Linked DNA regions of Mus musculus: region 1 is linked to region 2. Evidence: chromatin loops called from intact Hi-C (ENCODE). Cell type or tissue: left cerebral cortex. All regions are shown on one strand. Links, peaks and the distances in the headings refer to the core of each region. The heading gives the core; the rest is flanking DNA.

What was found. Peaks named below come from ENCODE experiments on the same cell type or tissue, not always from the same donor. Only the 100,000 strongest peaks of a DNase experiment are listed, where the experiment ranks them.
Region 1: it touches region 2 in a loop (2.1-fold over the local background); 6 of 42 quality-filtered maps call a loop at or near these places.

Annotation. Positions count from the first base shown.
Region 1 is chr9:66,393,200-66,396,015 of GRCm38, reverse strand. It overlaps Herc1 (HECT and RLD domain containing E3 ubiquitin protein ligase family member 1), which reads right to left. Exons shown (of 78, transcript NM_145617.3): 9 at 1,212-1,356; 10 at 917-1,088. Among named protein-coding and RNA genes, the nearest start is that of Gm30447, 41 kb to the right of the region's middle. In left cerebral cortex, for the core only: no CTCF peak of the experiment used is centred there; no DNase peak of the experiment used is centred there.
Region 2 is chr9:66,452,464-66,455,279 of GRCm38, reverse strand. Herc1 (HECT and RLD domain containing E3 ubiquitin protein ligase family member 1) reads right to left here. Exons shown (of 78, transcript NM_145617.3): 39 at 1,745-1,943. Among named protein-coding and RNA genes, the nearest start is that of Fbxl22, 61 kb to the left of the region's middle. In left cerebral cortex, for the core only: no CTCF peak of the experiment used is centred there; a DNase peak (open chromatin) is centred at 1,556.

The DNA of each region.
Region 1 (2,816 bases), core at 16-2,515, 59 kb after region 2:
AGAAGACAATCAAGTATCTTAAATACAGCTTCTTCATTTTGAAATATATGTGACCTCAATATACATGAAAGGAAATCTACATGTTATTTCTATTGCAACAGAGTCAACATTAGAAATTATATATACTTTAAATAGCATATATATTAGTTAATCTTAAAATCACATTAAATTTTATTCTACATTTAGTAATACTCTTGTAGGGTTGCATATAAACTGTTCTGCCAATAGACTCATGTGTGGAAGGCTTGGTCTAAGCTAGTAGATACAATATCGAAATGAGGTGAGCTGTTCTGCTGTACCACGATGTTCTGACTGACTTCAGACCAAGGCAATGGAGCCAGAAGATGTTAGACTGACACATGTAAGCCAAAGTAAATCTTTTCCCCTTTAAGGTATTTATATAATTTGTTAACGTAGGCAAAGATATTAACACAATTACCTATATGAAAAAAAAATTTTGACAACTCTAAATGACTTTAAATTAACTTGAGTATGTATACATGGAAGCTTTGTCTGTGAAGAGGCACTGTTTACTTTTCACATGTATAATTTTACAAAACAAAGAAATCTTAAGATAAAACCAATACCCACTCCCAATAACCCTGACACAGACATGATACGTTACCATGAAGAGCAGTAGAGTAGTATGTATGTACCTTATTCTTATTGTAGAGATCTGTATGTGTTATTCTGTTAAACATGGGATCAATATACTTACTATCAAAATCTGCACTATTTAGAAATTAATTTTAATATATTATCATTATTATTATTATTATTAAATTTAATTATTTATCTTCTGAAGTACACTGTGTGATACTGACTTGATTTTAGGACATTCAAAGTCCTAAATAGAGAACAATATATATTTAAAAAAGAAAAAAAGTGCAAGCATATTTAAGTATATAGCACTTACCTGTCCCTAGGGAGAGCAGTCCATGCCAAACTATGTGATGTTCCAGCTGAGATCTGCTGAATAGCTATGCCATCTAAGCCACTCACTTTCTTTGGTTTAGTAATAGGACCTGTTGAATTTCCCTGGCCACATTGTCCCATGGAGTTATTGCCCCAGGCATAAACTTCATTATCTAAAAATAAGACATAAAGTATAAAACTTAAATTTAAATGTAACACATTTACAAAAAATAATAATTGGTAATTGGCTACAAAGATGCTACTTAAAATACTAAAACAAACAAACATGACTTTACCATGAGAAAGAGACAAACAATGACTATCTCCAATTGAAATATCAACTATTCTTGTGGCAGCCAATTCTTCAATGAGCTTGGGTCTCAAAGCAGTAGCTTCTGAAGAACCACAACCTAGACAAGCCCCACAGCCCCAAGCATAAACCTGAAACGACAGAAATACAAAACACATAAATTCCGAAAATAAGTAGACTATTAACTAAAATTATCAAGTTGTGGTACCTTCCTGGTATTAAAATAATATTTAGTGTTTTAATCATTTTAAAGATGGTCATTGTACTCTCAGAAGACTAATAAACAAGACAGCTGTAAAGCAAACATACCAGAGGTTAGCTGCCTCATGTGATTATCCCCACCCCTCCTCTCCAATTATCTCTAAAATACACACATAAAAAATGGAAATATTAAACCATTAGCACACCCAAGAAAATTAATAGTAATTACTTCTTAGCAAATTATCTGCACCTTGTTTGTTTCATTAAAAAAAAAAAAAAAAAAAAAAAAAAAAAGCCAGGCTATGATTGTGCACACCTTTAATCCTAGCACACAGAAGGCAAAGGAAAGCAGTTCTCTGTAAGTTCAAGGCCTGTCTGGTCTACAGAGTTCCAAACCATGTCTGGAGCATTCCCCCAGCTTCCCCCAAAAAGAAAAAGGTCACTATCATTTATTGTACTATTTTTAAACACCCAGTGTATAAACAGATGAGCAGCGAGATAAAAATAAACTGGTCACAGGTAAAATGAAATAAAGACAGGAGAGTCTCTGCTAAAGTTACCACTAACTGGCTTGCACTTGGCAAAAATCTAAGCAATTATGGAAATAATACCTTAAAACTTCTAGTTATTACCAGATGATGGTGGCACAGGCCTTTAATCTCTGTACTTGAGAGGCAAAAGAAGGCAGATCTCTGAGTCTAAGGCCAGCCTCTATAGAGTAAGTTCTAGGACTGCCAGGGCTACACAGAAACCTTTGTCTCAAAAGAAACAAAACACACAACAACAAAACTTCCATTTACATGTTTCTTACATGGTAGACGAGAACAAGGAATGATTAAAATTGATAACATGAATCACAAAACTGATCTTAATTATCACATATGAAGAATATGTGAATTGGAAGTCAAGATAGCTCCGCTGACCATCTTTGTTACTAATAACAAAATGACTAATGATTGACTTAGCTGTCCAGGACAAGATGCATGAAGAGAAGAGGGAGGTGAAAGGAGGAATGTCTAACAATAAGGTAATGCAGCAAATCAGCAAACCGAACCACTTCCTCTTTCCACTGGCTTTGATAAAATTCTACACACGCTTTTCTTTATGCCACAAAGGCTTTTTATGGTTATTATTTTTGTTTTATCTTCAAATTATTTTAGATAAGACTAGTACGGTCAGGTTAGATTTCTTCTTCAAAAGAAGACCATATATCCATACCAGTTATCAGAAAACGAAATTAAGTACAGAATATAAAAGAACTCCAGCACAGCAAAAGCCTATTCAAACAAAGATTAGGAACTAAACATGGAAGGAGATATTACTAAGACTCTAAGTGACTCTGTGGTGGTCTAACTAGGTATAGGGCCATAAACTCATGTGTTTGAAAGCT
Region 2 (2,816 bases), core at 12-2,511:
ACCCTTGCCTTTTGTGGAGTTTTTCTTCTACTATAATATTGTGACAGGGGTATTTTGGTATAAAAATAGTAGTCAAGAAACTAAAGAAGAATTTTAAGGACAAGAAACTTGGAGTAGCGATGTGCCTCAGATGGTAGGAGTATTTGCCTAACATGCACAAAACCCTGGGTTCAATCTTCAGTTTGTAGACAACTTAGTGTGGTAGCATAGACTACAACCCCAGCAATTAGAGATAGAGAGAGGAGTTCAAGGTCATGCCTAGCCTTTTAGGGAGTTCAAAGGTAGCCTAAGATACATGAGACCCTGTGTCAAAAACAAAAACAGGTAAAAAACTTTAAATATTAAATTCACTAGCTATAAAACTAATATTGATGTCAAGTATTAACTTATAGGAGAATTAAAGAAAGAATAAGTGTACAGTTACTCAGCACAATTCAAAAATAGTATGTATGTATGTATGTATGTATGTATGTATGTATGTATGTATGTATGAATGAATGATATACCAGAGGGAGTTAACATGTACTTGCTATGTGGTATGAAGAGTACGTGAATGAGAGGCACAGAGAGGAGAAGCACTCCCTCTCACACTAAGGAGGAGGACACTGATGAAGAAGCAAGTCTAGATCTGTCCCCTCACACTAGGGCTTTTTCTTTTCTGTAAGGCTGGGGATTGAACATAGAGCCACTTGCATATGCTAAAGTGCTCTACTCCCACCAAGCTTTATTCTCAGCAATCAAAGAGGATTCCAGCTTCAGAAGAGCACTGTTTACCCAATAAGCCATGGCACGTAGAGGGAGCAATAGGCTTACCACCAATCAATTACAAGCCAGTAGTAGAGAAACAAAGATTAAGAAGAAAGGAAGAAAGATTCTAGGAGTGTAAGTTTGAGTTCAGTTTCTACTACTAAAGAGAGAAACAGAAGCAGCATTTAGTGTGCACCTATGGCAACAAAAGGGCATGATTCTATCCATTAATCCTATGCCCACTCTAGTCAGACACTCAAGGAGACAAGAGGTCACTGATTCTCTGTGAACATTTTTAAATTTGGAAACTGCAGGAAGCATTAAAAACCACAAGAATGTTCTTAATAGCACCTTGAAACACATTCTTTTCATTTGAAAAGTAGACCTGTGTGATCATAGAGTAAAAATGAAAATATAGAGCAATTGAGATGGCTCACACATGAATGAGCTTACCACAAAGGCATGATGAGCTGAGTTCAATCCCTATAACCTATGCAAGGTAGAGAGAACCAACTCCCCAAGCTGTCCTCTGACCGCCACAAGTATACTGCAACATGTGTGTTCTCATGGTTCATAAGTCTTAAAAAAAATTACGTTCAAAAGGAAAGAACCTCAATAAAAATTATTTCAGGCAGATGATTTTTTTCTTTAGACTTCAGTACTTAAAACTCAATTTTGAATTTGCTTTCTGAAAAGAACAAGTCTTGAAAATCTAAGCCAAGCCACATATGATAGTGCACACTCACACTCCCTCCTACTCAGAAGCCAAGTCTGGTGGTGGTGCACACATACACCTGCCCCATCACCAATGCTTAGAAGCCAAGTATGCTGGTGCATACTTATACTCTCACTAAGACAGGTTTTTACTGTATGATCCCAGGTTCTTTCTAGCTCTAGAGTACCTGGATTTAACTTGGCACCCTGTGTGTAAGAGAAACAATGTGCTGTGAGAAACACAGGCATCAGTGTGATAGACATCAAAGGCTAACTGGTCTACCTGAGAAGACTAAGTGGCATCACTCCAGGGGACTCAGATGCAGGCACCGTTTCTGTGTCCGTGACAGGAGTGGTGGCAGTTGTGGTGTCCTCGAGGGAGCTGCTCATAAAGGAAGTTGTGCTGGATGCTGACGGGCTGGTGGTCACTGGTGTCTGTGCCTGCTGTGCTTGGTCACTTTCTTCAGCTTGTTGATCAATCTCTGTATAACAAAGGTTAAGAAAATAGTAAGGATTGGCCTTTTTAAAAAAGCAACAGTCAAAAATGGAAAAGTTTAATTTTAAGTTTCTAGAGGTAGGTTTGGTTATGTACACCTGTAGTCCCAGCGGGCTGAAGCAAGAAGATTCTCTTAAACACAAAGATACCCTGGGCTATGTAGCAAGGCCAGCCAAGACTGCATAGTAAAACCTTCCTCAAAACAAACAAACAAACGAACAAACAAACAAACAAAAAGGTTCTAAACACATTTTCTGAAGGAATTAAAAAACCTTCTCCTTCTCGCTCTCTCTCCTTTCATTATTGTACTTATTCTAGATTCTATAGGTTCTGATTTTAGAGAATTCTCTTACAAAAACATTAAAAGTGCGATGTGGTGACATCTTCCTCTAATCCAAACATTAAAACTATTTGCTGAGCATTTTGATTTTGAGGCTTACCTCCAGTGTTGGTAAAAGCATACAAATACAAGAACAATAAAAACCTTGACAGAAATTTCTTGCTGACTATGACTTAATGGTGTGTCTGCCAAAAGTGTAGAGGACATTTATAATTTTCCTTCTTCAGGGAACAACAAATAGCAGGTACTACAAAAAAACCTAACTCTAGAGCTAAGAAGACGGCTCAGTAGTTAAGAGAGCTGTCTTCCAGACACTTAAATTCTCAGCACTCACATGGCAGCTCACAAGCACCTGTAACTCTAGTTCCAGGGGATCTAATGTTGCCTTCTGGCCTCTGCAGGGACCAAGCACATAAGTGATACGCAGACACATATGCAAGGCAAAAACATCCATACACATAAAATAAACATATTTATAAAAACATAGATAATTCTATTATAGGTTTACTAACTGGCCAC